Regions from separate parts of the Homo sapiens genome. Here region 1 is linked to region 2. Evidence: read pairs that join two places in POLR2A ChIA-PET (ENCODE). Cell type or tissue: PC-9. All regions are shown on one strand. Links, peaks and the distances in the headings refer to the core of each region. The heading gives the core; the rest is flanking DNA. Region 1 overlaps TLR5 (toll like receptor 5). Region 2 overlaps FAM177B (family with sequence similarity 177 member B).

Region 1 (16,491 bases), core at 5,020-13,019, 360 kb before region 2:
CTGAAAAATTCAGTATATATTAAAACCGTGCAAAAACTATTTTGTTAGCATGTAACACAAAGTTAGGTTCTGAGGGAATTTTGAGCAAGTTTTTGACCCTTGGGGACTTTGGGCAGGACATCCTACAGCTGTGTGGATGCTGGCTGATTCTGCATGGTACGGGACTGTCATGCACGTGTCAACCAAAAATTAAATTCTAAGGCCCCACAACCATCTGAATGGACTTTCTTTCTCTTCTTTTTCATTTCTTTTCTTTTCTTTTGAGATGGAGTCTCTCTCTGTCACCCAGGCTGGAGTGCAATGGCACAAGCTCAGCTCACTGCAACCTCTGCCTCCTGGGTTCAAGCAATTCCCCTGCCTGAGCCTCCTGAGTAGCTAGGATTTCAGACACGTGCCACCATGCCTGGCTAATTTTTGTATTTTTAGTAGAGATGGGGTTTCACCATGTTGGCCAGGCTCGTCTCAAACCCCTGACCTCAGGTGATCCGCCTGCCTCAGCCTCCCAAAGTGCTGGGGTTACAGGCGTGAGCCACCGTGCCCGGCCCATCTGAATGGACTTCCTTCTAGGTCAGGGCACTCTAAAATTTAACCTAAAAGTCTGGTTTAGGCCATGATGGGAAGTGGAGGCTGAAAATGCCTCATTATACCCGTCAGCATTAACATCAACACAGACCTTAAGTCTGATGAGAGGCATTTATATTATATTCTCTGTAGCCTGCTACCTGGAGGCTTCATCTGCATGATCAAACTTTGGACTCCACAACCTCTTATCACAACCCAGACATTCTTCCCTATTGATAACTCTTTTTTTCTTTTTTTGAGATGGAGTCTTGCTCTGTCACCCAGGCTGGAGTACAATGGCACAAGCTCAGCTCACTGCAACCTCTGACTCCTGGGTTCAAGCAATTCTCCTTCCTCAGCCTCCTGAGTAGCTAGGATTTCAGGCATGCGCCACCATGCCTGGCTAATTTTTGTATTTTTAGTAGAGATGGGGTTTCGCCATGTTGGCCAGGCCGGTCTCCAACCCCTGACCTCAAGTGATCCACCTGCCTCAGCCTCCAAAAGTGCTGGGATTGCAGGCGTGAGCCACCATGCCTGGCCTCTATTGATAACTCTTTCAACCAATTGCCAATTAGAAAAATTTTAAATCTACCTATAAATTGGAAGCTCCCTCGCCCCTCCAGTTGTCTCATGCTTCTGGACCAGACCAATGTATATCTTAAATGTATCTGACTGATGTCTCATGTCTCCCAAAAATGTATAAAACCAAGCTGCACCCTGACCACCTTGGGCACATGTTCTCAGGGTCTCCTGAGGGCTGTGTCACAGGTCGTGGTCCTCACATTTGGCTTGGAATAAACCTCTTTAAATATTTTACAGAGTTTGACTCTTTTTTATTGACAGCGTTATTCACCATTTCGGAAAATCACTTCATGATGGCCAGTGCCTGTGTGGAGAATCACATATGTGGCACTCATATTTAGCTCAGAATAAATCTCTTCAAATATTTTACAGTTTGGCTCTTTTCATTGACATACATTATCATGACATCTTGATTACAGGGGTGATACCCACCCCTATCACTGTGACAACCAAAAATCATCCCTGCAAAATTACAGTTTCCTAGGAGGCAGCTGTCCCCATCAAGAGCCACGGCTTTTAGAGTGTTACAGATAAAATGCACTGAGGCAAAGGTCCTCGAACAGATCCAATCCCTTTATCTTTCTGTTGATGGCAGTGTTGTTCATTCAACATACTCTTTCCTTTTTTTCTTTTCTTTTCTTTTTTTTTTTTTTTTTTTTTGTGAACACCATGCTTCTTTCTGTTTGCTGTATGGAGAATATAGTCTACCAGGGGACAGAGATGATAAGTATTGAGAGGTGACAGCGTGCTGGCAGCCCTCGCTCACTCTCGGTGCCTCCTCAGCCTCACTGCCCACTCTGGCCGTGCTTGAGGAGCCCTTCAGCCCACCGGTGCACTGTGGGAGGCCCTCTCTGGGCTGGCTGAGGCCGGAGCAGGATCCCTCTGCTTGCTGGGAGGTGTGGAGGGAGAGGCACAGGCAGGAACCAGGGCTGGGGTGCTCACGGGCCAGCGCGAATTCTGGGTGGGCGTGGGCTTGGCAGGCCCTAACTCGGAGCAGCCAGGGGCAGTGAGGGGCTTAGCACCCGGGCCAGGAGCTGCGAAGGGGGCCCCGGGTCCCCCAGCACTGCCGGCCCCGCCGGCGCCACACTCGAATTCTCGACGGGCCTCAGCCGCCTGCCTGCAGGGCAGGGCTCGGGACCTGCAGCCCGCCATACCCGAGTCCCCCTGTGGTGGGCTCTCACGCGGCCAAGCCTCCCCAACGGGCGCCGCCCCCTGCTCCACGGCGCCCGGTCCCATCGACCACCCAAGGACTGAAGAGCACAGGCGCATGGGGTGGGACTGGCGGGCAGCTCTGCCCCTAGCCCTGACGCGGGATCCACTAGGCAAAGCCAGCTGGGCTCCTGAGTCAGGTGGGGACTTGGAGAACTTTTATGTCTAGGTAGAGGATTGTAAATACACCAATCAGCACCCTGTGTCTAGCTCAAGGTTTGTAAATGCACTAATCAGTGCTCTGTGTCTAGCTAATCTATTGTAAATGCACCAATCAGCACCCTGTCAAAACGGACCAATCAGCTCTTTGTAAAACAGACCAATCAGCTCTGTGTAAAATGGACCAATAAGCAGGATGTCGGTGGGGCCAGATAAGGAAATAAAAGCAGGCTGCGGCGGCCAGCAGTGGCAGCCCACTGCGGTCGTCTTTCACACCGTGGAAGGTTTGTTCTTTTGCTCTTTGCAGTAAATCTTGCTGCCGCTCGCTCTTTGGGTCTGCACTACATTTATGAGCTGTAACACTCACTGTGAAGGTCTGCAGCTTAATTCCTGAGGCCAGCAAGACCATGAACCCACAGGGAGGAATGAACAACTCCGGATGGGAAGAATGAACAACTCCAGACGCGCCACCTTAAGAGCTGTAACACTCACCGTGAAGGTCTATAGATTCACTCCTGAAGCCAGCGAGGCCATGAGCCCCCCAGAAGGAAGAAACTCCGAACACGTCCAAACATCAGAAGGAACAAATCCCAGACACACCACCTTTAAGAACTGTAACACTCACCGTGAGGGTCCACGACTTCACTCTTGAAGTCAGTGAGACCAGGAACCCACCAATTTCGGACACAGTATGATAAATAAGCAAATAGACAAGACAAGTAAGGGCTTGTGATCATTGCTTTGATGGAAATAAGATGGTTTTTGAAAGAGTAACACGGCAGGGGATTTATTTCAAATAGTGTGTGCAGGAGAAGTCTCGCTGGGGAAACACTGATGTGAGATCTCGCCACAGTAAGAGCAGAGAGAAGAGGGTTCACATGAAGGAAGCAGCACTTGCGAAGGTCCTGAGGCTGGAAAGAGTTTGGAATGCGTACCATGTGTGTATTCCAGGATGGCTGGTACTTCCACCCTAGGACCTTGGTGCTGGCTGCTCCTTTCCCTCAAACGTTGGGCCTCTCCACATCCTTTCCTTACTTCTGTTAGACACCTGCTCTAATCTCATTACATCAGAGACACCCTTCCTGACTCCTCTCTATAAACAGCAGCCACCACCCGAGCCATGGCACCCCCATCTCCTTTTTCCCACTTTACTTTCTTCCATTGCATTTACCTCTGCCTGTCAGTACCTATTTCCTCTTCCTTTTGTTATCACCTCTTCCGTCCACCAGAATGTAAGCTCCATGAGGGCAGGCTTGGTCCATTTTGCTCACAGCTGTATCTCCAGCTCCTAAAACAATGCCTGAGGCTTGGTGTGCTGGCTCATGTTTGTAATCCCAGCACTTTGAGAGGCCAAGGCCGGTGGATCACTTGAGGTCAGGAGTTCAAGACCGTCCTGGGCCAACATGGTGAAACCCCATCTCTACTAAAAATACAAAAATTAGCTGGGCGTGCTGGCACACATTTCTAATCCAAGCTACTCAGGAGGCTGAGGTGGGAGGATCACTTGAACCCGGGAGGCGGAGGTTGCAGTGAGCTGAGATAGCACCGCTGCACTCCAGCCTGGGTGACAGTGTGAGACCCTGTCTCAAATAAATAATAAATAAAACAGTGCCTGACACATAATGGGTGCTCAGCAAATTTTTTTAATGAGTTATTGAGGAGAAAAACTATTCAAGATAATGTTGACAAGACAGCCAAGAGCTGAATCATGTAAGTACTCACAGGATTTTATTCCAAGTACAGCAGGAAGGAAGGGAAGGGCCCTGTACAAAGAGGAATGATATAAACCAGATTATGTTTTTGAAAGAACATGCTGGCTGCTGGCTGGAAAATGAAAGCAAGACCAGAAATAAGAGAGCCAGTGAGGAGTCTCCAGTCTGGCCCATGCAAAGAGATGGCGGCGGCTTACAGTAGGGCAGTGGATAGGCTTGGGAGGTGGCACCAACAGGACTTGCTGAGGGATTGGATATTGGGGGGATGTTTAAAAGAATGATGTTTAAAAGACTCTGCTGTGTTGTCACCCTGAGACTCTGGATGGATATGGTGAAGCCATTTACTGAGATGGGGGAGAAATTCAGAGTGGTGATAAACATTCTCACCAAGTTTTTCCTAACGATTATTAGATGCCTGAGTTTGAAACTTTGAGTCAATCCAGGCATCCATGCCTACTTCTGATTTGCTGTAGCTTGTGTGCCACAGCCTCCCAGTTTCTGTGGAAACCCCACCATACATCAGCCCCAGCACAAAGCACAACCTCGTCAGAGCTAGCCCACCTCCAGCACCGTGACTGCTCCAGGCTTAATCTCTCCTGGTGTTGACACTTTTGCCAGTGATGGTGTCTCATGGGATTCATGCTCTTTATAAACCATTGCCTTCTTCCTATTTCTTTCATTTATTTTTCCTCTCATTCTCCTGCCCTCTGAGCTATATAACTCTTCCTTTACCTTCCAACAGAGGCCTTTCATTACATTTAAAGCAAATGGAATGCATAGTAGGCACCAAAGATGGAGGTGCTGTGCAAATAATAGACACCAAGCTCTCTGCAGGTGGGGTCCTTGTGTGTTTTCTCTTCATAGCACCCAGCACAATACTTGGAACATAAGCCAGACACGTTCATTGAGCACCATTTCTGCTGCACCCATGAAAAAAACACTCAACCCAGACAGATGGTTAGCTCCCCGACAGGACTTAAGCAAGTGGGCCAGTCTCTGTTTATTGTCGTACACTCACACAATCACACAGCTGCCAGGCGAGCACTAGGCACTTATCACACTTTTATTAAACCGATCACATCTGGCTCTTTGTGGGGTGCCAGAAAGTGCCCAATTTCTGCATGATGGGATGGACTGTGTGTGGAGTAAGGTCGGATAAATGGAGATGGGCCAGTAGCCTAGACAAATTAAGGGAGAAAAACAGTGAATTTATTTTCCACTCATCAGCCGAGCTTTCTGTGGGCTAGGAACGGGGTACCCGGCTGAAGTGAAGCAACATTGTGTCTCTTCCTGCTGTTTTCTCCACCTCCCCTCAGCAAATCATGAATGAATAAACAAACGAATGAATGAAGAAACATAGAGTTATTATAAGGATTAAGTGAAGGCAGGGTGCAGTGGCTCATGCCTGTAATCCCAGCATGTTGGGAGGCCAAGGTAGGAGGATCGCTTGAGCTCAGGAGTTGAAGACCAGCATGGGCAACAAAGCGAGACCCCCATCTCTATATTTTTATTTTAATTTAGAATAATAAATAAAATTTTTTTAAAAGAAAAGATTAAGTGAAATGTTTTTTAAGTACCTAGAATAGTGCCTAGTATACAGAAAATTCAACGTAAGTGTTTGATAGAGAGCAAGAATAGGCCAGGTGTGGTGACTCACATCTGTAATCCCAACACTTTGGGAGGTTGAGGCAGGCAGGTCACTTGAGCCCACAAGTTGGAGACCAGCCTGGGCAACATGGTGAAACCCCATTTCTACTAAAAATACAAAAATTAGCCGGGTACAGTGGCACGTGCCTGTAGTTCCAGCTAATCAGGAGGCTGAGATGGAAGGATGGCTTGAACCCGGGAGGCGGAGGTGGCAGTGAGCTGTGATCATGCCACTGCACTCCAGCCTGGGCAACAGAGCAAGACCCTGTCTCAAAAAAAACAGAAATAGAGTAAGAATAGTTTTGTCTGTATCTGCCAACAGCCACGTCTGTGGAGTCAGAGGAATGAAGGGGTCAAAGGGAGCAGGCACATCATAGAGAATACCCCCAAGATCTGAAGACCCCAGTGCAATACCTCGAGCTTAAATGCCTGTGTTTTCATTCTCCCTTCTTCTCCATAGGATCATGGGAGACCACCTGGACCTTCTCCTAGGAGTGGTGCTCATGGCCGGTCCTGTGTTTGGAATTCCTTCCTGCTCCTTTGATGGCCGAATAGCCTTTTATCGTTTCTGCAACCTCACCCAGGTCCCCCAGGTCCTCAACACCACTGAGAGGCTCCTGCTGAGCTTCAACTATATCAGGACAGTCACTGCTTCATCCTTCCCCTTTCTGGAACAGCTGCAGCTGCTGGAGCTCGGGAGCCAGTATACCCCCTTGACTATTGACAAGGAGGCCTTCAGAAACCTGCCCAACCTTAGAATCTTGGACCTGGGAAGTAGTAAGATATACTTCTTGCATCCAGATGCTTTTCAGGGACTGTTCCATCTGTTTGAACTTAGACTGTATTTCTGTGGTCTCTCTGATGCTGTATTGAAAGATGGTTATTTCAGAAATTTAAAGGCTTTAACTCGCTTGGATCTATCCAAAAATCAGATTCGTAGCCTTTACCTTCATCCTTCATTTGGGAAGTTGAATTCCTTAAAGTCCATAGATTTTTCCTCCAACCAAATATTCCTTGTATGTGAACATGAGCTCGAGCCCCTACAAGGGAAAACGCTCTCCTTTTTTAGCCTCGCAGCTAATAGCTTGTATAGCAGAGTCTCAGTGGACTGGGGAAAATGTATGAACCCATTCAGAAACATGGTGCTGGAGATACTAGATGTTTCTGGAAATGGCTGGACAGTGGACATCACAGGAAACTTTAGCAATGCCATCAGCAAAAGCCAGGCCTTCTCTTTGATTCTTGCCCACCACATCATGGGTGCCGGGTTTGGCTTCCATAACATCAAAGATCCTGACCAGAACACATTTGCTGGCCTGGCCAGAAGTTCAGTGAGACACCTGGATCTTTCACATGGGTTTGTCTTCTCCCTGAACTCACGAGTCTTTGAGACACTCAAGGATTTGAAGGTTCTGAACCTTGCCTACAACAAGATAAATAAGATTGCAGATGAAGCATTTTACGGACTTGACAACCTCCAAGTTCTCAATTTGTCATATAACCTTCTGGGGGAACTTTACAGTTCGAATTTCTATGGACTACCTAAGGTAGCCTACATTGATTTGCAAAAGAATCACATTGCAATAATTCAAGACCAAACATTCAAATTCCTGGAAAAATTACAGACCTTGGATCTCCGAGACAATGCTCTTACAACCATTCATTTTATTCCAAGCATACCCGATATCTTCTTGAGTGGCAATAAACTAGTGACTTTGCCAAAGATCAACCTTACAGCGAACCTCATCCACTTATCAGAAAACAGGCTAGAAAATCTAGATATTCTCTACTTTCTCCTACGGGTACCTCATCTCCAGATTCTCATTTTAAATCAAAATCGCTTCTCCTCCTGTAGTGGAGATCAAACCCCTTCAGAGAATCCCAGCTTAGAACAGCTTTTCCTTGGAGAAAATATGTTGCAACTTGCCTGGGAAACTGAGCTCTGTTGGGATGTTTTTGAGGGACTTTCTCATCTTCAAGTTCTGTATTTGAATCATAACTATCTTAATTCCCTTCCACCAGGAGTATTTAGCCATCTGACTGCATTAAGGGGACTAAGCCTCAACTCCAACAGGCTGACAGTTCTTTCTCACAATGATTTACCTGCTAATTTAGAGATCCTGGACATATCCAGGAACCAGCTCCTAGCTCCTAATCCTGATGTATTTGTATCACTTAGTGTCTTGGATATAACTCATAACAAGTTCATTTGTGAATGTGAACTTAGCACTTTTATCAATTGGCTTAATCACACCAATGTCACTATAGCTGGGCCTCCTGCAGACATATATTGTGTGTACCCTGACTCGTTCTCTGGGGTTTCCCTCTTCTCTCTTTCCACGGAAGGTTGTGATGAAGAGGAAGTCTTAAAGTCCCTAAAGTTCTCCCTTTTCATTGTATGCACTGTCACTCTGACTCTGTTCCTCATGACCATCCTCACAGTCACAAAGTTCCGGGGCTTCTGTTTTATCTGTTATAAGACAGCCCAGAGACTGGTGTTCAAGGACCATCCCCAGGGCACAGAACCTGATATGTACAAATATGATGCCTATTTGTGCTTCAGCAGCAAAGACTTCACATGGGTGCAGAATGCTTTGCTCAAACACCTGGACACTCAATACAGTGACCAAAACAGATTCAACCTGTGCTTTGAAGAAAGAGACTTTGTCCCAGGAGAAAACCGCATTGCCAATATCCAGGATGCCATCTGGAACAGTAGAAAGATCGTTTGTCTTGTGAGCAGACACTTCCTTAGAGATGGCTGGTGCCTTGAAGCCTTCAGTTATGCCCAGGGCAGGTGCTTATCTGACCTTAACAGTGCTCTCATCATGGTGGTGGTTGGGTCCTTGTCCCAGTACCAGTTGATGAAACATCAATCCATCAGAGGCTTTGTACAGAAACAGCAGTATTTGAGGTGGCCTGAGGATCTCCAGGATGTTGGCTGGTTTCTTCATAAACTCTCTCAACAGATACTAAAGAAAGAAAAAGAAAAGAAGAAAGACAATAACATTCCGTTGCAAACTGTAGCAACCATCTCCTAATCAAAGGAGCAATTTCCAACTTATCTCAAGCCACAAATAACTCTTCACTTTGTATTTGCACCAAGTTATCATTTTGGGGTCCTCTCTGGAGGTTTTTTTTTTCTTTTTGCTACTATGAAAACAACATAAATCTCTCAATTTTCGTATCAACACCATGTTCTGTCTCACTAACCTCCAAATGGAAAATAATAGATCTAGAAAATTGCAACTGCCCTTAGAGGTTTCCAGTCTCCATTGATTTTCTTTCAGATCCAATAATACCGTTCTGTCCTGCTGTGTTGATTATGGAATGTATCCTAATCATGGGAAGGGCACCTTGGGAGAAGTTGCAGATGGCTGACGTGCTTTCTCTAGCATTCAGCTAAAAAATGGGATGGTCCATGATTCTGCGTTCTCTGTGTTCTGCAAAACAACATTAAGTAGAAAACAAACAGAAGCAGAGGCACATTTCCTTCTTTTGCCACAGAAACAATGCCACTGTTGAGTGCAAGTCACACTTTGTCTCATAGATAAGAGGTGGCCCCAAAGAAGCTGGGATGAATGAGTCACTACCTGTCTTGTGACTGTACTGCACTTCATGTTCTTACCTTCGGCTTCTCCAGGTCTCGCCCTAGTGAGCCAAGAACTTTCTCTCACATGCTGCCTTTATTTAAGCCTGGCCTTCAAGACCTTCCATGATTTATCACCAACCTACCTTTTCAGCTTTGTTTCCTAGCACACCTCATTGATCAGCTGCTCAGGCTGTTGCATGAAGAACATGGACTTTGCACACAGATCCTGGGTTGAGTTCTGAGTCAGCTGTGTATTAGCCATGTAACCTTGGCCTTGGTATGCCCTTGCTGGACCTACATTTTCTCACGTAACAGCATCTATGTCATAGAATTCCTGTGAAAATTAAATTGGCCAAGGATGTCAGGGCTTCTCAGATCTTTTCCTTCGTTGCCCTAATGACCACAAGAGAACACATACACTGAAGGCCTCCTGGGGGGCAGTTGCAATTTCACTGAAGTTGTATTTTTTTATCTTAAATGAAATCTATGTGTATTTTCCATTCTGTTCTTTTTTTCATGTTTATTAATATAGAAATGTGTTTTTGCAAAAGGATTAAGAATACTTAAAACAAGGAAACTGTGCCAAAATTACCCCATAGCTTCACACACTGCCTCCTCCAAGTCCAGCGTAACTCCAGGTCAGCTCCTGCAGTTTGAGGGGTACACATGGGTCTGGGACTCAGCTCTCCAAACTGTCACCTTCTTCCCCTCACTGGGCCCCTCAATCCTGACTCCTCCAACACACACACGCGCGCACACACACACACACACACACATACACGCTATTCTCATCCCAACTTCTTTTGGCCACTTCTAATCAATGAGACCGAGCTTTCCCTGCACCCAGCGATGGCATTATTTTCACGCACACCATGCAGTCCCCACTGTACCTCTTTCCTCTGGATTCTTCTCCCATCTCTGCACATCCATCCTACGTTTTCTTCGTTTTCTTCAAAATCCAGCCCATGAAGCTCCCTGGGATCCCTAACCCAAAGTCCTCTCTCCCTTTTGTGAAAACTCTTGACACTTTATCTGGTCTTTTAAAAGTAGCACTTACTACTACTTCCTCTATCCTTTTTTCTGAGCCTGCCCGGCTGCCCGCCTCTCTGGAAGATAAGTTCCCTGAGGAAAGACCTTGTCTTCTGTGTCCTGCCCTCACTGGCTGTAGCAGATCACTTATGGTTTGGGGACCATTCAAGGGTTTCCCACTTACACATCTGCCCATGCTTCTTCCTCCCCATGGAATTTCTTCTCCCCATCCTACCACTCGTCTGCCTGATGAATTTCCTTGTTTAGCAAGACTGCCCATCCCTCATGACCCCAGTGACAGATTTTCTGTCACTGATACATGACATTGTGTTGCGCCAGTGTGTTTATGTATGTGTATGGACGGCTTAGTTTGTGAGACACTGCAGTCAGGATCTTGTCTTGTTCATCTGTGTATCGCAGGCCCAGTTTGTGCCTGGCCCACAGTATGTGCTTAGTAAATGTCTTGTGGATGAGTGAAGTATACTGGGAAGCCCAGCCTCCCTCATGGCAACACCTGCTGTTATTAGACTTTCCACTGGAGGGGCAGGGAGGATGAGGGCCTGAGAGAGCAAGATATCCATGGAGGTGCTGAGTGGTAAGCTGAAAAGGGCAGGAGACCACAGGCTGTCAGACACCCCTGAACACTATTTCAAATGGCCAGGCATGGCACAGGCCTCCTGGGTAGTGGGACAGTGGCAGCCTGGATTAGCAGCTAGGAACGGGGCTAGAATGGAGAGCTGAGGGGGTGGGGAGGAAAACAGAACCCACATGAATTTGCAGTGAATAAGGTCTCCTGGAACCCTGTGCTAAGAAATACAGTAAAACAGGGCCAGGCACTGGTGGCTCATGCCTGTAATCCCAGCACTTTGGGAGGCTAAGGTGGGCCAATCACTTGAGGTCAGGAGTTTGAGACCAGCCTGCCCAACATGGTGAAACCCCGTTTCTACTAAAAATACAAAAATTAGCTGGGTGTGGTGGTGCACACCTGTAATCCCAGCTACTAGGGAGGCTGAGGCAGGAGAATTCCTCGAACCCAAGAGGCGGAGATTGCAGTGAGCCAAGATGGCACTACTGCACTCCTGGGTGACAGAGCGAGATCCTAACTCAAAAAAAAAAAAAAAGAAGGAAGGAGACAAAACAAAAGTATACTGTGTCAGTAACAGGTATAACCGCAAATCAGGAAGACTGTGGAAAGACCACTCTGCTCGGTTTCATGCCCTCCTGTCCCACCTGCTGCTCAGCCATGGTTTTCCCCCAGCTCTAGGGGGTGGGAGGGGCACCCAGGACACTGAAGAAATCTCCTGGTCAGAACACCTTGTATGAACAGGACTCCTAGGGAAAGGGGTTTCCTAGTCCGGCTAGGGGTTGGAGGTAGTGCTACACCAGGGACCTCCCTTGGTTTGGGTGACCATCGCTATGACTCTGTTTTCCAAACCAAACCTGGGACATGTAAAATGACAAGTGCAGGTGTCTTTACAGGAAGAACAAGCTGAAACACAGATAACTCTCAACATAGGAAAGGAGTCTATCCCACAGCCTTTTCTAATCTTCTTATTTAAAAACACGAATTACAGGTAATTTTCCTAATGAAACACATTTAAAAGGCATCTTTTGTGGTCTCTGTATAGAGTGTATGGGGGACCTGTTCATGTCTACATCCTAGCCACTGTTAGTTTCAACATACCACTCTATTTCAAAACTTCCCTTTTCTGGCAAAGATCCAAAACTTACTAAAATTCTTTTGTCTTCTTTCCCATGGTCAGGCCCAGCAGTTGGAATTCTTTTTGAGGCCATTTTCCCAAGTCTTTATCACGTCACAAGACTTGCTGTGTACATGGCAAAAGGAAGGCCCAACGGAGCCACATTGGGAAGTGGGCCCTGGGGAGTCTGCTGAGACACTGGTTGCTAAGTGACTGCCCTGTCTTCCATGGCGCAGTGATTCAAAGCCAGGCCTCAGGAAATAGATAAATTCCACATAGCACAGACCTCTGGGGTCACTCCAAAATGGTGAGAAACTACCACAGTTCAATCTCAGAATGGCTAGAGCTTTCTGTAGTTGAAACTGCAACTATTCTGGAAAGATCTAGAATATTGACTAGAGCTGCTGAAAACTTCAAAGAGAATCCCACTCATGCCAAATACAACTGACTCTGAAAATCCCTTGCCAACCACGTGCACTTGCAGTGAAGAATGTTTTAGAGAGTCTTGATATTATGTAAAGCAAATGCGGTTTGAAGTTTTAAATCATGAAAGAACCACGTTAAGAGGACAAGAGACTGTGGAGTAAAAGTTTAAGATAGTTAAATGCTCATGTACCACAATGTAAAATTGATTACAAAAAAGTCTACAATATTAAATCAAGAAATAGTGTTCCAAATATATATATTTAGAAGTATGAAAATGCCAGAAGAAAGAACCATACAAATTAATGATGATTGCCTGAGGAAGTTCTGCCCAGTTCTTCCATTGGGAGCATCTAGAAAAGCTGGAGAAACTATTTTTTTAGAATCTATTTAAAGACACGGGAAAGTTGCAAGGTAGTAAATAGGGCCAAGAGGCAAGAGAAGAAGGAAATCGAGAAAGCTGACTACAATGCAATTAAGACCATCTATTACCAAAAAAAGACTATCAGTGAATGAAAAGGGAAACTTTAGCATGGAGGGAGATATTTGTAATACACGTATCCAAAAAGGACTCACAGGCAAAATCTAAAAGAACTTCTACAAATCAATAAGAAAAAGACTACAGAAAAGAAAAATGGACATGACACTTAAGAATTTCACAAAAGGCTATCCAATGTCCAATAAGGAAACGAAAAGATACTCAACCTCCTTTAGTGATCAGAGACACGCAAATTGATACAACATTGCAATCCCACTACCCACCCACCAGAATGGCTAAAATTAAGATGACTGACAGTACCAAGTATTGGCAAGGCTGGGGAGCAATTGAAACTTTCCTGCGTGATTGGTGAGAATGTAAATTGGCATACTATAAAGCAGGGTTCCCCAACCCCCAGGCCATGGACCCATACTGGTCTGTTAGGAAGCGGGTCACATAGCAGGAGGTGAGCGGCAGGCTAGCAAGCTAAACTTCATCTGTGTTTGCAGCCACTCCTCATCGCTTGCATTACTGCCTGAGCTCCACCTCCTATCAGATCAGCTGCGGCATTAGATTCTCATAGGAGCTTGAACTTCGTGTACGAGGGATCTAGGTTGTTTGACCCTTATGAGAATCTAATGCCTGATGATCCATCATTGTCTTCCATCACCCCCAGATGGGACCATCTAGTTGCAGGAAAACAAGCTCAGGGATCCCACTGATTCTACATTGTGGTGAGCTGTATAATTATTTCATTATATATTACAATGTAATAATAATAGAAATAAAGTGCACAATAAATGTAATGGGCTCGAATCATTCTGAAATCACCCCACCCCTATCCCCCGCCAGTCGGTGGAAAAATTGTCTTCCATGAAACTGGTCCCTGGTGCCAAAAAGTTGAAGACTGCTACTTTTATTTTTTATTTTGTTTTATTTTTTAGATGAAGTCTAACTCTGTTGCCCAGGCTGGAGTGCAGCAGCACAATCTCAGCTCACTGTAACCTCCACCTCCCAGGTTTAAGCAATTCTCCTGCCTCAGCCTCCCAACTAGCTGGGATTACAGGTGCGTGCCACCACACTCAGCTAATTTTTTTGTCTTTTTAGTAGAGATGGGGTTTCAGCATGTTGGCCAGACTGGTCTTGAACTCCTGACCTCAAGCAATCTGCCTGCCTGGGCTCCCAAAGTGCTGGGATTACAGGCGTGAGCCACTGTGCCCAGCCAGAGACTGCTACCTTAAAGAACAGTTAGTCGTCTACTAAAGTTGAACCACACATGCCCTGTGATGCTGAAATTCTACTCATAAGTATATACACACTAGAAATCCATGCACTTATGCGTGAAAACACACATAGAAAAACGTTGGTAGCAGCATTATTTGTAGTAGCCAACATTGGAAACGACCCACATGTCCATCAACCACAAAATGGATCAATAAATTGTGGTAATTGAAAGCCCTACAGAAATGACAATTAGCCAATTATAGCTACAGGTAACAACATAAGTGAATCTTGAAAAAAATGTTAAGTCAAAGAAGCAAGGCATAATGATGAAATACCAAGTGGTTGCAATTTGAGAAATTTTAACAAGGCAGAACTCATCTGTGGTGATAATGAGGACAGTAGCCACCTCTGGGGAGGAGTGAGTAGCGCTGGAGGGGGCTTCCAGGATGCTGTGTATGTTTTATGGCCTGACCTGGGTGACAGCAACACTTTTGATAATACATCTTATCGGCACTGATGAATTTGTTCACTTTTCTGTGAGATACTAGTTTTCCATTTAAAAAACAATTTTTTGAGATGGAGTCTCACTCTGTCACCCAGGCTGGAGTGCAGTGGCGTGATCTTGGCTCACTGCAACCTCTGCCTCCCGGGTTGGAGAAATTCTCCTGCCTCAGCCTCCCAAGTAGCTAGGATTACAGGTGCATGCAACCAGGCTCAGATAATTTTTGTATTTTTAGTACAGACAGGGTTTCACCATGTTGGCCAAGCTGGTCTTGAACTCCTGACCTCAGGTGATCCACCCACCTCGGCCTCCCAGAGTGTTGGGATATGAATTAGACAGATTTGTTGGTTAAAGGAATAGAAACATGTAGCAGACTAATTCATGTAGAGCTTATGGGACATTCTTCCCAGGATACCTTATTTTTGTCAGGGATTGCCTCTGATCTAAATGTGTTTCCATGCTCTGCTCCCACCAAAGGAAAAACACAAGTGATTATCCTGGAGGGCTTAGGGAGATTGGAGGAGTCAGGGAACTGCAAGCTTTTATTATGAGTATGTGATATTATTTAAAGTTTAACTCTGTGCATGCATTTCAGTAATAATACTTAAAACAGACAAAAACAAAAATAAATATGTACTTAGATAAAATTGAGATAGTAACTCCTGCCCTTGGCAGAAGACAATCTAGAAATAATTAGCCAAAATTCTAAAATTAAGCCACCAACAAAAAAAATTATTTCAACAGGTGAATATACATACACATGATATATACACACACATATATAATGTATAGATCATATATTTTATGTATAATGTTTTACCCAATTTTATTTTTCTTAAGATTAAAGGCACTTTTAATCTCTTTTACTTAGCAATTAAATATTTGATTTCTTCATGGCCACAATAACTTCCATTTAGATAGACCTTTTAAGAAATTAAATATTTTTATTTCACAGAAAATTCCATGGAAAGAACTCACTAAGGCTTCCATGGTCCTCTCAGACACCACAGTCCAGGAGAGTCTGACAAGGTGGCTTTATTCCTGAAACTCAGGGACCTGATCCAACGCGCTGGAAATTGTGTTTCTTTTCCCAGCTCAGGCTATTCACCTCAGGCCCCTGTTTTCCTGTCTCCTCCCCAGGAAGGTTGTGATAAAAATCAATGACATCATGTCTCACTGGGCCCCAGCCACCCTTCAGGAAGCAGGTGCTTTGGCTGAGTGGAGGCTGGGGCATTTTTCTGCTGCGCTGGCCTGCATCTGCCTTTCGAGTAGCCCTAGAGGCCTAACGCTTGAGGTCACCTTCATGGTTTTTCCAGTGACCTTGGCCATTAATGAGCTCCCACCGCTTCCCCAGCTGCAGCTGTATTATAGCGCCAGAGTCTTCCAAGCCTGCAGGTTGTGCCAAGCCTGGAGGGATTTGCAAAAGTAAGTAGCCAGTGGTTTCCGTGCACTGGTCCCTGTGAAAAGAAAAGAAGCTTTTTGGAGTGGGAACTAGGGATCACCACTGGTGATTTAAGGAAGACACTCAGGCTTAGGTGTGAAACAAAGGAGGAGAAGCTGGTGTGGGGAGTTCCTGGCTGGCAAGGGACAACCCCAATGTGAGCCTCGGGTGGGGAGTTCCCCAGCTGGCTTCTTCTGGGCTTGGAATAAGAATGCGGAGTTGCAGTTTTAGC
Region 2 (16,491 bases), core at 6,881-14,880:
ATGCTTACCTTGGGACACGTTTTCTACAGAAATTCACTCAATTCTGAAGAGAATTTTGTTTCTGCCACTTTGTCCTGATTTATACAGCCAGTCAAGCCTGAGGGCAGGCTTGAAGATGACAGATTAAGTAAATGTTCCAGGAAAATAATATCCACTTCCTTTTGAGTAATTTGTTGGGGGCCCTTCATTTTCTTTTTCCCAGTAAAAATACTTCCCACCCAAATTAAACTCAGATTGATAGAACCATGACACTCCCCTCTGGTTCCCAACTTAAATGAAAACTTACAGAGAAGATTTTCCCTAAAGAGCTTTCAACACTTTTGCCTAAAAAGCTGACCATTGTGTTTCCCGGCTCTTGGCAAACCTATATAAGATACCTGAGAATGAAAATGATTCAAGGTGTACTTGGCTTCATTTTGCTGTAGGTAGAGGAAATAATTATATCTTGCATTTGGAAGTGGTGTAATTTGGCAGAGGATAGAAACATTTACAGATAATTGAAGGACCACCTCACCAACAAAGATGAAAAAGACCCAAACAATTCTTGGCAGGACTGCCCAGTCAGGGAAAGACATTTGAATTTTGTATGTATGAAGATAAAGGGGGGTAAGATTGTCTGTGTGCATTTGCTAAAGAGCTTCTTTGATCACTTGAGACTCCCTGAATTTCCACTCTGAAGGTAAAGGTTTATATGAATCCATCATTAGAAAGAGAAATAATAAAATTAACTTTCATTTACCTGCATTACGCACAATGAAGTATGGTCATAATAAATAACTAAAAACATCAAGAACCAGATAATTATTCAAATTTGGTTTATTAATTCAAAGACTTTCTGCTACATAATTTGTTTAATCGGGGATATTTTTGGCCTGGCAGGAGTCTAGGGCTTACATGTTGCTGGAAGGGGAAGTGAGTTACTCCTTTCCCAATATATCATTGAATCTTGGAAGCTGCCAGATAGAGCAGGGCAATATGTTTTCTCCACATTTTGTTTAGCATCCATGAATTTGCAAAGGGCAGAAATGCCTCCTGGGAGGAAAAGGACTAGGACTGCAACATCTTCTCTCAGGTTCAAGGAGAGAAAAATGAGTTAAGATGGGCTGGGATGACACTGACCAAGGCCAGACAGCATGGAAAGATAATAAAGGCTCAAGAGGAAACCTACTATAAAAGAGGGAGAGTCTGGACCCCTGACAAGTGCTATACCAGTGTCCGGATTGTAGGTGAAGAGCATTGGTTCTGATTATAGAGTATGGCCAATGGTGGAACCCCTTCTGGTATGGTTGTCCGCACCCAAATCTCATGTTCAGTTGTAATCCCCAATGTTGGAGATGTGGCCTGGTGGGAGGTGATTGGATCATGCAGGAGGTTTCTGGTGGTTTAGCACCATCCCGGTAGTGCTGTTTTCATGACAGAGTTCTTATGGGATCTGGTTGTTTAAAAGTGTGTAGCACCTTCCCCCTCTCTCTTCCTCCTGCTCCTGCCATGTGAAGTGCCAGCTTCCCTTTTGCCTTCCACCATGATTGACGCCAAGCAGATGCTGCCATGCTTTCTGTACAGCCTATGGAACCATGAGCCAATTAAACCTCTTTTCTTTATAAATTACCCAATCTCAGGTATTTCTTAATAGCAGTGCGAGAATGAACTATATACCTTCCTACTGAGTCAACTTGACATTATGATTGTGCTTTGAGGAAAATGGTTATGGATATCTGAGTAAAATATTTTATCGCTAAAAAGCTGTACTTTCTGGGTACCTAAACTTTTTCACTTTGGGATGCTCATGACTAATATTTCGTAGAAGTGTTTTTCCTGGTACAATGAAAATCCCTTTGGGTGACTCAGCAGGTGGCAAATATGGGAATTGGCAGTGATGGCAAATAAAACAGCCAGATTCAACTTGCAGGCAATGGTTGCCTAGTTAGGCCCCCACACAGCGCAGTAAGGCAGGAAGCTTATCTGATACAGCTCAGTGAGTTCCATCTAGCCTTGAGGGAGTAAGGTAAAATTCCTGTACTCCTTCTGGGTGCATTATAGTTCTTGGATGAGTTTATCCTCAGAAGTCCTTAGGAATATTTAGGAATAAAAAATGAAGTAGTTATCCATTCCACTATAAGAAATTACCATAACATTTAGTAGCTTAAAACAATAAACATTTATCTCATATTCTCAATGAGTCAGGAATCCAGGAGTGGCTTAGCTGGGAGGTTCTGGCTCGGCATCTCTCATGAGGTTGCACGCAAGCTGTTGCCTGGAGCTGCAATCCTCTGCAGGCTGGAGGAAGGCGGTCTTCCAAGCACACTCACGTGGTTGTAGGCAGGCCTCAAGTTCCTCAAAGGTTGTTCGCTGGAGATGAAAGTTTCTTAGCACAATGAGCTCTCCAAGTCTTAATCAGTTCAGGCTGCCATAACAGAATACTGTAGACTAGGTAGTTTGTAAACAACAGAAATTTATTTGTCACGGCTCTGGAGACTGGAAATCTGAGATGAGGACGTCAGCATCGTCAGGTTCTGGTGAGGGCACACTTCTGGGATGCAGACTGCTGACTTCTCATCGTATCCTTACATGCTGAAAGAGAGCCAGTTAGCTCTCTGGCCATTTCTTTTTTTTTTTTTTTTTTTTTTTTTGAGACAGTCTTGCTCTGTCGCCCAGGCTGGAGTGCAGTGGTGTGATCTTGGCTTACTGCAAGCTCAGCCTCCTGGGTTCACGCCATTCTCCTGCCTCAGCCTCCCGAGTAGCTGGGACTACAGGCACCCGCCACCATGCCCAGCTAATTTTTTGTATTTTTAGTAGAGACGGGGTTTCACCGTATTAGCCAGGATGGTCTCAATCTCCTGACCTCATGATCTGCCCACCTCGCCCTCCCAAAGTGCTGAGATTACAGGCATGAGCCACTGCACCAGGCCATTCTGAGAGGGTACTAATCTCATTCATGGGGGCTGCACCTTCATGACCTAATTACCTCCCAAAAGCCCCACCTCCAAAATCATCACAATGGGATTAGGGTTTCAACATATGAATTTGTGGGGGAACATATTCAGTCTGCTGCACTGGCTGAGTGTCCTCATAACATGGCAGATGGCTTCCTTCAGAATGAATGATCCAAGAGAAAAGTAGTGAGAAAGATCAAGACAGAAGCCAAAGTATCTTTTATAACAATCTCTGGAGTGGCATATCATTAATTCTGCCATATTCTCTTGGTTACATAAATCACCCTGGTACAGTGTGAGAAGGAACTACACAAGGTATGAATAGCAGGAGGTGGAGATCGTTGAGGACCATCTGAGAGGCTGACCATACAAAGACTGAATGTCCTAATCATTTAGCTATTGGGAATTCAAGGCTAACAGGAAAGTAGAGATTTCTGTCTTCTTTGTTAATAGTACCTAAAACAAACAAACAAACAAACAAACAAACTGGCACATAGTAGATGTCCAATTAATATTAAATAAATGAATTAATTTTAATATTAAAGAAACTGTGGACTTATCCTGCAGGAATAGCCTGATAAGATCTGGGTATTGGGTTCCATTTGTCTTCTTTATTATATTTTGCTCAAGATTCAATTGATTTGCATATGGTCACTGACCATAAGAGAATCTTTTCTTTTAGTGAAAAAGAAAATTAAATTGAGAGTATAACATTTGCTAGATAAAAATCCACTTCTTCAATTCAAATATCACACTTTGTTTTGCCTAGTTCTTTTTTTTTTTTTTTTTTTTTTGAGTTTAGGAGCAGAGGTTTAATGGGCAAAAGAAAGAGAAAGGAGAGCAGCCCTCTTTCTCTTGTGAGAGAGAGGGGTGTCTGAAAGGGAAAAGCCCACCTAGTTCCTTAGAATCATCAATAAGTGGATATTCAAGAGGTGAATAATTTTTTAGAAAATGGAAAAGTCAAAAACAGTCCATTCCTAGGGCTATTCTGAAGCAAAATAGTAAGTAAATCAGGTATAGATTGTTAGTATGATCAGACACCTAAGACTGAAGTAACCAATGCTTAACTGATAGACCTGGTCACTTCTGCAATATGATAAAACCTTCAGATTTACTTCACCTTGAAACTGGACTAACAGAACATGTCAGATGAAGACCTAAGACTGACTCTTCAGTGGGGACAAGCCGTTCAGAATCCATGAAACCGGGATTCTCATTCAATATTATAATAGTCAGGGTTCTCCAGTGAAGCAGAACCAATAGCATAGATTTATAGAGACATAGGTAGATAGACAGATAATTGGATAGATAGATACAATGAGATTTATTATGAGGAACTGAATTTATTGTGATTATGGTGGTTGAGAAGTCCCACAATCTGCCATTCACCAACTGGAGACCCAGGAAAGCCAGTGATGTAAATCAGTTTGAGTTCAAAGACCTAAGAATGAGAGAAGCCAAGGTAGTAAATCCCAGTCCATGGGCAGGAGAAGATGAAATGAGATGAGATATCCAAGCTCAAGCAATAAGGCAGAAAAAAGGAGCAAATTCTTCCCTCCTTGGCCTTTTGTTTCATTCAAGCCCTCAGTGGATTGGATGGTGCTCATCCACATTGGGAAGGCAATCCATTTACTGAGTCCAACAATTCAAATGCTAATGTCATCCAGAAATATCCTCACAGATACACCCAGAAGTAATGTTTAATTTGGGCATCCTGTGGCCCAGTCAAGTTGACACATAGAATTAACCATCATAAATATTAATAATTGTAATTGATACTATGACTTAAGCACCTTATTAGAGCCACAGCTTTACGTGCTTTTCCTCAATTTTAACATGAAACAGTCATGGGATACCTACCTAGCTCACTGCAATTTCCTTTTCCTGAGAACCATCTTAACCCAGAAATAGGTCCCATAACCATGTTGCTACTACAAGGCTCCATCTCCCTGGCCACAATTAATTGAATTAGAGAGTGATACTTGACAAAAAGGAGCAAAACAGATTCTATCCACACTATGCTTTGAAATGGGGACGAAAGACTAGTATATCAGTCACTTGAACAGAAGAATTATCAAGAGCTATAGAGTGGGCATCTTCCTCATGGGCAAGAAAGATGAGAGATGGACAGACAGTACCTGTTGGGTGCTTGCTTGTCACACTGTTTAGATCCTATTGAGACTAATCTCCCTTTGGTGTCCATTTGATAACTCAGTGTACTTTCCACAAAATTCTTTTTTGTTGCATAAAGCTGGTTCAAATTATATTTGCTTCCTGTCTCAAACCTGTTTTATAGATGAGAACATTGAGAAGTTGAGTAATTTGCACAGAGCTACTGGGTTACAAAGAGGCAGGAGAGCTGAGATTAAATCAATATCATATTGATCCTTGAGCCTACCATTTATCTCCTATGCCATTAGAAGAAAGTGTTTCCTTTTCTCAGCTATCTTAGGAGGCTCAGACACCCATAAAATTAATTATAGCCATGTGATTTTCTTTGGTGAACGAAACATACACAGAGGTGACATGATTCATTTTTAGTGGAGATATTGATTGCCACTGCTTAACTCTCCATGCTGTTCCTTTTCCAGCAACCCCGAGAGCACATCACAGTATGGAGAAAACATAAGATCAAAGAAGCATGCAACACTGAGCTATCACACGGAGAACACCTGTCTGGGAAGCCACCTAAACTGACAGTGGACTTCTCAAGAGAAAGAAATAAACTTTCTTGTTTTAGGACACTGAGATTTTGGAGGTGTCTGTGCAGCATAATCTATCCTATCCTACTATATTCAACTCACAACTCCTTATGCTCCAGGCCTACTTCTGTCTTTGATTTCATATTAAATTAATTCCAACTTCCTCTTCTCTTAGAGCTATAATTTCAGTTATATATGGCTGCATAACAAACCACTCCAAAGCTTAAAACAACAATAAATTATTATTTCTCATAATTCTGTATAACAATAACAAGCAAAGTCAAGTCACCCATATTTTACAAAGTAGACTGGAGCTCAGAAATCTAGACATCTCAAATCACACAACTAGTAAATGGGAGAAGTGAAACTGGAACTCATGTCTTACTACTGCAGGCCCTGTGTTTTTCATTTTTTTTTTTTTTGGTTTGTTTTTTGCTATTAATGTATCACAGTTACTTTGGCCAGCACACCCTGTGTTATCTAACAATGATTTCCATGTTCGATCTTTCCAGGTTTTGAAAATTTCTTGACAAATAAATAAGAAAATAATCCATTAATATTTTTTTCTAGAGCTTATATTATTTATCAATTGTTTTAATTTGGAGGGATGTACCTAATTCTTAAAGATCTTGATAATGATCTTGTAACACAGTTATTAGCAATGTTTACTTATTGTAAAACAATCCCCAACTACGCCAGGATGGTTGTTGGAAGTACACACTATATCAAATCCTGAAAGGGGATTTATTTAGACTTTGCGGTGCCCAAATTTTCTTCTGAGGAATAGAGCTTCTTTACTGTACCCTCGTCCCATGACAGAGGATTTCAGCCAAAAACTCCCAGTCCCAAAGTTCCTTAAGGCATTTATGCTACTGTGCAAATGTCAGTACTCATGGGACTTGTATCACAGGGGTGGAGTTGAGGTGGGGTGGCTTGAATATAGAAATTATTCTGAGAAAGTGTCCAAAATTACTCTCATTATTGCTTGTAATTCCTGGATGCTTGAGACTAAGTCACACAGAGATTAGGATCAGATCTGGCTCAGAAGTGCTACCTCTGGTGTTGTTGCCATGGTAATCAATGGCCAAGGAACAGATCCAGGGAAACTGCAGTCTTTGCTGCCATCATGAGCTAGGATCTGCCACCAGACCCTCCCTGGATGAGGTGCTTCACTGAGGAATGGCCTCTGTCACATCCTGTTGTATGGTTCCATACTCTTGGACCCCAGCCTCCAAGTGACACTTTTCATTAGGAACCTCAGCTGCCTGGGCCTTTGATCCTCTCCTTTCACTTTTGTTGTCACTTTTCTGTTTTGGAGAGAAATAAGGAAATGTTTAACTGTACAAACAAAGACCTCTGAACTCCCCCTCTTGTATATAATGCCCATGTAAGAAGCTTCTACTTTAAGCAATCTGAGCCTTCTCACCCAACTACCTTCTTCTACAACACAGCTCATGACATCCTAACTTCGCAGGAGTGAGGCAAATGTGAAGAAGTGTCCCTGGGTGAACAGAACTAGAAAAATAAGTCAGTCTGACTATGGGAGCTTGGTGAAATTATAGTACATATGACCAGGTGGGAAAAATACTTCTCTATACTGGCCTAAATTTGGAGCAACCAATATTCCCATCTCAGGCCCCTTGTTTCCATCAGAGTGTCACATACCTTGTTTTGTATCCTATAGAACTCGTTTAACACATACTGATATTTGGGTTGAGTAAGACCAAAGAAGACAGCAAATCTTCCACCAAGGAATTCACATGCTAAAAGAAAGAACGAGCACTTGCGTAAACTGAATTACTAACTAAAGCTTCGCATCAGTTGAGATGCCCAGAGTTTAAACTATTCTGATAGTATAGTAATAGTGGTCTATTACTATACTTAACTTCAAGGCTGACAAAACATTTCAATTGCCTTGGCCTCTCAAAAATTCTAGGATTCAAAGGAAATTTGTCAAATCTTCTATCTTTATATGGGATTATATATAAACTATTTTTTCCAGATGTATATATCAGGAGAGATTTTCAATATACTTTAACAACAGGTATAGCATGGGTCCTGAGCAATCAGAACAGGTATTGTTCATTATCCCCATGCATACCGGCTAAACATCTGCTCCAAGTATATTTCAAATTAAACCCAAACTCAATCCAGTGTTACCAAGACCCACATCAGGAATTCTTCCATGCATCCAGACAGACTTCTCAGAAGTTGTTTAAGGCCTTCCTTTTCTGCCTTCAGTAGCAAGGTGGCCTGCAGGCTCAGCACTGGGATTGTTAGAGTCAGGGATAAAGGCATAGCATGAATAATGAGTGGTTTCCTAAAGAAGTCTCCTAGAAAAGTTTTCCTTTACAATTAGAGGATTTCCGACAGCCTTCTCTTACCCCTGAATTATAGGACTTTCTGATTCCTCTGACTCATTCTACCTCTTGGGATATTGCTCATATAGGGCATCAAAATGATGCTGTTTTTAAATATGTCTTATCTTTTCATTAATATGCTATCTCTTTGTCCTGTTTATTTGCTGCACTGCCTAGTACATGTGTAGAAGATAACTTTTTAAAAAAATATTAAAATAAATCTTAGGAAGCTTTCCTGTTTATGACCTACTAGAATTTTAAATTGAAAAAATTAATTACCTGTGTCGTCTGAGTTCCAACTCCATTCAAACAAAATCTCTGTGTAGACAGACCACAGCACTGACTGCTAGCATCTTTATGCCTCCACTACAATCTTGAAGCCCCAGTCAGGAGCATTTTACCACTGCAGTTCTGTTTGGCACTCACAAGGAAGCTAGGCTCACCATACATCCTATCCCTGCAATCTCAAATCAAAACCCAACATGCAAATCATTCTTCTTCTCCATACTCTCAATCCCATATTGAGTTTTGCTTCTTTTACCTGACCTAATCTTCTCCAATTCCCTCCCTCTAAAACATATCTTTTCAAACCCTTTTGCCTTAACCGAAGTGTAGAGAGCTTTCTGGAAGACAGCATTTTTTTTTCTGTTAACTTATTGTGGTCAGGGTAGGGTTGGTATTCACGGGATTTTCAACGTAACTTCCAAATCACTAACCCTCTGCACTTGTGTAAAAGCACTTATTTCTTGAAGGTTCATACCATCTGCCTAAATCACCCCATCTTTACTTTTTACTGTAATCTAAAGATTCCCTGGTCACTTTCATGGTCCTCAAGCTAGCCTTAGCCAGCCACACTTTCATAGCTCTCTTAAGGGGTCTCCCCCACATGTCAGCATGCCCGAGTCTTCCAGGTCAGAGCCCCTATACACTTTCTACCCTGGCAACTGTGACAACAAATTATAATTACGAGCATGTTTGCTGGTCTATATGACTCACTGAATATTGAGTCCCTTGAAAGCAGAGACTTGTCATTCATCTTTGTGTCCCAGGGTCCAGCACAGTGCTGAGCATATAGTAGACACTTACTAATGTTTTTTAAATGAATGAATGAAGATCAATTTCTAAGAGCTATTAATACAATTTCTATTTTCTCAGACTCTTAGTTTGCCTTCCTATCATATTCACAAGATGTGCAAGTTAGAAGGAAATGAGTAATTAGATGTTGTCAACTATGTCTTAAAAAAATTGATGAAAGTCAAGCAAAATAAGATTTAGTATTTTAGTTGTTATAAGTATTCACTTAGCCCATTCATTATGCCCCCAGGAGGGATCGATAAAGTTCATGTTTATAATAAAGCAGTTATGATGAGGGAAGTTAGAAACTTAGAACTGTGTCATACAACAATCATTGTTTTTTTAACTTGGAAGTTTATTCAGAAGAAGAGTCAACTCAGGGAGGACTGATTATTGCCCTCAAATATTGCCCTCTGTCCTATGAAAGAGGCATCTATAGCAGTTTTGTATGGTTAAGAAAGATAAGTAGGAACTTTAGAAGTAGATAAAATTTGGGCCGAGATAAGAATTTCCTGATGAGAGTTGGTAAAAGATGAAGGGTCTGCCTGAGGATGCGAAGTTCTGTGCCTTTGGGAATGAAAGCTTAGCCCAGATCTCACTTATTCAGGATGCGATGGAGTGGCTTACACAATTGGAAGTCCCACATACTCTGAGGGCCTATCGATATATATATTTGTTTAGGATAGAAAAAAATAACCTTAGCAGTACTTACTAGAAAATGAGGTGCTTGCTATTCGTCCTGCCCAAAATCGTAGGTAGGGCCCCCAGGAAAGTTTAGACTGAAAAAAGGAGAAATTGAGATAGAGTAGTTAATAAGAGGAATGGTGACTGCAGATTTGTTTTAATGTAGAGATTTCAAAATGCTCTATATAATATGTTCCATTTTCTCTCTCACAGATGAAGAGACCAAGATGATTAAAATTGTAAGTTGCCTATGCATGGATTTAGAAAGCAAAAAAGGAGACCAAGGACTTAGCTTAAAGCTATTCTTTCTATAAACCTTGTCTGGCTCAATCTCTTGTTCATTCACCGCCTCCCCCACCATGTTCCCTAATATTGATATACTAAGCTTACAGGGTCAAGTGTTGAATTTGTGCTCTGCTCCTCCTTTTCCTCTTCCTCCTCCTCCTCTGTGCTATATTCTTCCATGATGTCTCCGTCAACAAAATGGATAATCCTTTTAGGAGTAGTCTTTTTGGAAGGTACACTCTTCTCTAGGTCTAACTGCTGGAAACCGTCAATCTCCATAATGAAACAAAACAACTAGAAAATTAAAAACAGGGCACCTTAGGGCAAGTTACCCAGAGCTGAGAGTTATCTAGTTATTTTCAATGGATAGTAAAGACAGAGAACTCAGAGGTAATCACACCTGTGACCTCATCGATTCCTCAAATCCAAAAAAGGACTGTTCTATTCTGTACCAAAATGGAAGAGATTTGATAAATAGCGAAAACGTGAACTTACAGTCTTCAAACAAAAGTGTCAACAGGGTTTTCTTACCTTTTGTTAACGTTAAAACACACAATTGCTAGTAGGAAGGGGTCACTATCCTGCAGACGTTTCTCAATTATTTCAATAAATATTGAGAAGCAATGAAGGAAATGGTTAAGAGTACAGACTTCACACAGACAGGAGAAAACATGTGCAAAGTATATATTTGGTAAAGGACTTATTTTCAGAACATGTAAAGAGCGATTACAATTCAACAGGTAAAAGGCAAATAACTCAATTAAAATATGGGCAAAATATTTGAGTAGAGATTTTACCAAAGATATACAGATGACGAATGTCATTAGTCATTTGGGAAATGCAAATTAAAATCATAATGAGATATCATAACATACCCACTGTAATGGCTAATTTTCTTTCTTTTTTTTGAAACAGACTTTTTTGCTCTTGTTGCCCAGGCTGGAGTGCAATGGCGTGATCTCGGCTCACCGCAACCTCTGCCTCCTGGGTTCAAGTGATTCTCTTGCCTCTGCCTCCTGAGTAGCTGGGATTACAGGCACCGCCTGGATAATTTTTTGTATTTTTAGTAGAGACAGGGTTTCACCATGTTGGTCAGGCTGGTCTCAAACTCCTGATGTCGAGTAATCCACCCACCTTGGCCTTCCAAAGTGCTGGGATTATAGGCATGAGCCACTGTGCGCAGCCTAAAATTTTTTTGGGGGGCTGCAGAGACAGAGTCTTTCTCTGTCACCCAGGCTGGAGTGCAGTGGTGCAATCATGGCTCACTGCAGCCCTTACCTCCCAGGCTTAAGCAATCTTCCCGCCTCAACCACCTGAGTAGCTGGCACCACAGGTGCGTGCCACCAAGCCTGGCTAATTAAAAAAAATTTTTTTTTATAGAGATGGGGTCTCACTATGTTACCTAGGCTGGTCTTGAACTCCTGAGCTCAAAAGATCCTCCCACCTTGGCCTCCCAAAGTGCTGAGATTACAGATGTGAGCCACTATGCCTGGTCTCTTAAAAGTTAAACATAAAATCTTGTAATTTCACACCTAGATGTTTATCCAAGAGAAATGAAAGCGTATGTCTCCCTAAAGATTTGTATGGGAATATTCGTAGCAGTTTTATTTGTGAACACTCCAAACTGGAGTCAACTCAATGTCCATCCACTGACGATGGATAAACAAAATGTGGTCCATATATTTAATAGAATACTCCTCAGCAATTAAAAGTAATAAACAATGAATATTTGTAACACTGTGACTCTCAAATGTATTATGCTAAGCAAAAGAAGCCAGACACTGCATCGTATATAATTCCATTTATGTAGAAATTTAGAAAAGGCAAAATTATAGTAGAAAACAGATCACTGTTTGCTAGAGGAGAGTGGGTAGGGGTTAAGATTAACTATAAAGTGACAAAGGGAGCTTTTTGGGGTGACGGAAGTGTTCTAATAGATATCATGATCATAATGTCGGTTACTTGACTGTATAATTTGTCAAAATGAATCAAATTCTACACTTAAAATTAGTTCATTTTATTGTATTTAAGGTATATCTTAATAAAGCTGGAAAGCTTTGGAGATAGACTTCCTGGATTTAAAATCCTATTATTTAATATCCCAGTGTCTTGGTTTTCTCATTTATAAAATAATAGTATGAAATGATATAGTGCCAACCTTATAAAATTGTAATGAAGAGTAAATGAGTAAAGACACATAAAGAAGTTAGAACAATTCTTAGCAAATGGTGTTTAATAAAAGCTGGCTATTATTAAGTACCTATAATTTACTTAGCAGTGTATATGTCAGGCAGTATTCCAATGTTGTAAGGATACGTACACATGTATTTTTGCCTTTTTTTTTTTTTTTTTGAGATGGAGTTTCACTCTTGTTGCCCAGGCTGAAGTGCAATGGCACAATCTCGGCTCACTGCAACCTCTGTCTCCCAGATTCAAGCGATTCTCCTGCCTCAGCCTCCTGAATAGCTGGGACTACAGGCACCCACCACCACCCCCGGCTAACTTTTTGTATTTTTACTAGAGACGGGGTTTCACCATGTTGGCCAGGCTGATCTCGAACTCCTGATCTCAGGTGATCCACCCGCCTCGGCCTCCCAAAGTGCTGGGATTACAGGCGTGAGCCACCATGCCTGGCCTCATATTGTTTTAATTAAGATTTAAGATACTTTAAAATTATATCAACCAATATGGCTGAATGATGTAGAATAATTCTTCCTATTCCAGACACACAGAAATGCTGGATGAAATTAAATGAAAACATTAAATCATAAGTACACTAAGGAAGCAGAAAAAAGAGAGAGACCTAGGGATAGAGATGAGAGAGAGAGGGGCAGGGGGTTGAAAGCAAGTCAGCCAGCCTAGATGTCAGAATAAGAGAAAGAACAAAACTATAAGTATGAGCTGAAGCCGAGATGGTTGCTGGGGGGTTCAGAACCAGATATAGGCCTTGGAGCTGGAGTTTTATTACCAATAGAGAGAAGAGAGTCCAAATCTCAGATCCCATGAGTGTGGAGAGCTGAAATGAAGCCACCTGCATAAAACTAAGGTAATAAAATACTATCTTATCTATAAAATATGGACAGGAAAATCTACCCCCAGCTTGCAAAAGTAGCAAAGTAATTTGCTATCTCCTAGCAACAAGGGTAGAAATAGTCACCTAAAAAATATTGGAAACCCCCGCCAGTACCACATGCTGGTGTGTGGCCCAAATTCATAGTCCTCATATGCTGTGAAAACCTAAGATGAAGCTGAGTGAAATAAAGGCAGTGTAATCCACTGAACTCTGTCAGACGCCAAGTACAAAGTCACCTTGGAGGAATAATTCAACAAGACAGGGTATACTGAATCTCCACTAAAAACAATTCATGGCCGGGTGTGGTGGCTCACGCCTGTAATCCCAGAACTTTGGGAGGGCAAGGCGGGTGGATCGCATGAGGTCAGGAGTTCCAGACCAGCCTGGCCAACATGGTGAAACCCTGTCTCCACAAAAAAAAAAACAAAACACAAAAATTAGCCAGGCATGGTGGCAAGAGCCTATAATCCCAGCTACTTGGGAAGCTGAGGCACTAGAATTGTTTGATCCCAGGAGGTGGAGGTTGCAGTGAGCCGAGATCATGCCATTGCACTCCAGCCTGGGCGGCAGAGTGAGACACTGTCTCAAAAAACAAAAACAAAAACAAAAACAAAGCCAACAAATGCCTGCTGAGGATGTGCTTATTGTAAAAACTTACAAACTACATGAAGAAATTAGGCATCTGGAGGAAGGTTCAGCTGATGAGAAAACTGGGAGAGTCCTCACCTGAGAATTAGGAATGATAGGACAACAGGAAACATTAAAATTAGTGTGCTTAACATTAGGTTGGTGCAAAAGGAATTCCATTTTTTGCCATTAAAAGTCATGGAAAAACCGCAATTACTTTTGCCCCAAACTAATATATTCAAAAAGATAAAAGAAGCAAAATACAATATCCCGAAAGAAGACTGACTTGGAAAAGAACAAATTGCAGAAAAAAAAAATATCGTCGCATAGTCGTAGGTTGGATATTGATTAAGCATACGAAGAAATCTGAGAAAAGCTCTCACAATATAGTATAATTTTTTTTCTTTTGATGGTTGACAGATTCTTTTATTAACAGTCAAAAACTTCACACAATTGGAAAATAAATGTTTCTTCAATGAATAATCAAACAAAAATTATCCAGGACCTTATAGGATTTTCAGTATGTACCAGGCTTGATGCACATCTTAGAAGACAGGACATTATCTTGCTGGGATCATTAGGTTATGACTGAAAATGAGAAACAGTAATTTTTAAAACATTTACCTAATAATAGCTTTCCCAAACAGTAGTTCCCCTGAAATTAAAATAGGAAATACAATTTATGTTTATGTGTGGTTTTAGATATGACTCAATGTACATCAATTTTAACTTTATGGTTTGGTATTACTTTTTAAAAGGCGGTCAATAGAAATTCAAATCTCACTTTAAGACCATGAATTTCAAGTTGCAATGAAGTGTACAATAAAGTTGTAATTTCTCAACATCAAAGTTTAATTATTACGAAATAGTTCAAGCAACAGACAATACAGTATAATTTATGTTGGAGTGTGGGGTGAGAAAAAAAGAGATATATATTTAATATGAAAGAAAAGTTAGGTGATATAAAGGATAGATGAGAAAGTTCAGTACGTCTAATAGTAGTTTCAGAAGTGAATACAGGCCGGGCGCTGTGGCTCACACCTATAATCCTAGCAGTTACAGAGGTTGAGGTGAGAGGCTGACTTGAGGCCATGAGTTTTAAACCAGCCTGGGGAACACTGTGAGACCTTGTCTCTATGAAAGAAGAAAAGAAAGAAAGAAAGAAGGAAGGAAAGAAAGAAAGAAAGAAAGAAAGAGAGAGAGAGAGAGAGAGAGAGAGGGAGGGAGGGAGGGAGGGAAGGAAGGAAGAAAGAAAGAAAGAAGAAAGGAAGGAAGGAAGGAAAAAAGAAAGAAAGAAAAAAGAAAGAAAGAAGAAAGAAAGAGAGAAAGAAAGAAAGAAAAAGAAAGAAAGGAAGAAAGAAAAAGAAAGAAAGAAAGGAGGGAGGGAGGGAGGGAGGGAAGGAAGGAAGGAAGGAAGGAAAAGAGAGAGTTGAGCAAGGTGGTGCATGCCTGTTGTTCCAGCTACTTGGGAGACTGAGCTGACAGACTTGCTTGAGTCTGGGAGTTTGAGGTGAGGTTGCAATGAGCAGCGATTGTGCCACTGCACTCTAGCCTGGGCGACAGAGAAGATGCCATCTCAAAAAAAAAAAAATAGAGAATTCAATATCCAGCTAAACAATAAGTGGGAGTAATGTAATGATATATTCAGACCTACAAAAACTGAGCATTAACCATTCCTGCATCTTTATTGAAAGATTAATAATAGGAAATTCTATGTCAAGAAGAAGAAAACTAAACCCAGAGGTAAGAAAAAGTAAGATGTCCCAGGCATGGTGGCTCATGCCTATAATCCCAGCACTTTGGGAGGGCAAGGCTGGTGGATCACTTGAGGCCAGGAGTTCAATATCATCCTGGCCAACATGGCGAAAACCCGTCTATACTAAAAAAAATACAAAAAAATTAGCCGGACTTGGTGGCATGTGCCTGTAGTCGCAGCTACTCAGGAGTCTGAGGTGGGAGGATCGCTTGAACCCAGGAGGTGGAGGTTGCAGTGAGTTGAGATTGCACCACTGCCCTCCAGCCTGGGTGACAGATTAAGACTGTCTCAAAAAAAAAAAAAAAAAAAAAGAAAACAAAAAGTAAGATGCAATAAATATAAGTAAAAACATTAGTAAACAGGATAACAAACCCGGGCGCGGTGGCTCACACCTGTAATCCCTGCACTTTGGGAGACTGAGACGGGCAGATCGCGAGGTCAGGAGATCAAGACCATCCTGGCTAACACGGTGAAACCCCGTCCCTACTAAATATACAAAAAATTAGCTGGGCATAGTGGTGGGCGCCTGTAGTCCCAGCTACTCGGGAGGCTGAGGCGGGAGAATGGCATGAACCCGGGAGGCCGAGCTTGCAGTGAGCTGAGATCGTGCCACTGCACTCCAGCCTGGGTGACAGAGCGAGACTCTGTCTCAAGAAACAAAACAAAACAAAAACCAAAAACACTATTTTGGTGGGGACAGTATAAAGACAAAACAGTATTAAGTATTAGATAATAACAAAAAATATGAGCTGACAGAATTCTAAGTATTGTTTTGGGATAGGCTGGATAAGATACGTTGTGAAGTATGCATATTAACAATTGAAAGGTAACTAGACAAATAATGGAATTAGAATGTATAGCTTCAAAACCAGCAGAAGAAAATAAAAAAGAACAGAAACACTGTGAAAGAAGGCAAGAGAGAGGAAACAGTAAGGAAAAATCATGATCAAAAGAAACACTAAACAAAATATTAGCATTAATTCCAAGTTAAGTCAAT

What was found. Peaks named below come from ENCODE experiments on the same cell type or tissue, not always from the same donor. Only the 100,000 strongest peaks of a DNase experiment are listed, where the experiment ranks them.
Region 1: POLR2A ChIA-PET joins it to region 2 with 10 read pairs; 2 of 35 experiments call an interaction of 5 or more read pairs at or near these places.

The regions. Positions count from the first base shown.
Region 1 is chr1:223,102,875-223,119,365 of GRCh38, reverse strand. It overlaps TLR5 (toll like receptor 5), which reads left to right. Exons shown (of 6, transcript NM_003268.6): 6 at 6,331-9,962. The coding sequence starts at 6,335. The coding sequence ends at 8,911. LOC107985323 (a long non-coding RNA gene) reads left to right here and starts at 16,085. Exons shown (of 3, transcript XR_001738491.2): 1 at 16,085-16,243. RefSeq lists an enhancer at 2,342-2,843. In PC-9, for the core only: no CTCF peak of the experiment used is centred there; a DNase peak (open chromatin) is centred at 9,445; H3K27ac peaks cover 1,087 bases.
Region 2 is chr1:222,740,372-222,756,862 of GRCh38, reverse strand. FAM177B (family with sequence similarity 177 member B) reads right to left here. Exons shown (of 6, transcript NM_001394345.1): 3 at 10,144-10,332; 4 at 9,782-9,848; 5 at 7,301-7,398; 6 at 5,859-6,942. The coding sequence starts at 10,317. The coding sequence ends at 6,805. LOC105372984 (a long non-coding RNA gene) reads left to right here. Exons shown (of 4, transcript XR_922641.3): 4 at 5,525-5,681. Among named protein-coding and RNA genes, the nearest start is that of FAM177B, 11 kb to the right of the region's middle. In PC-9, for the core only: no CTCF peak of the experiment used is centred there; no DNase peak of the experiment used is centred there; H3K27me3 peaks cover 2,359 bases.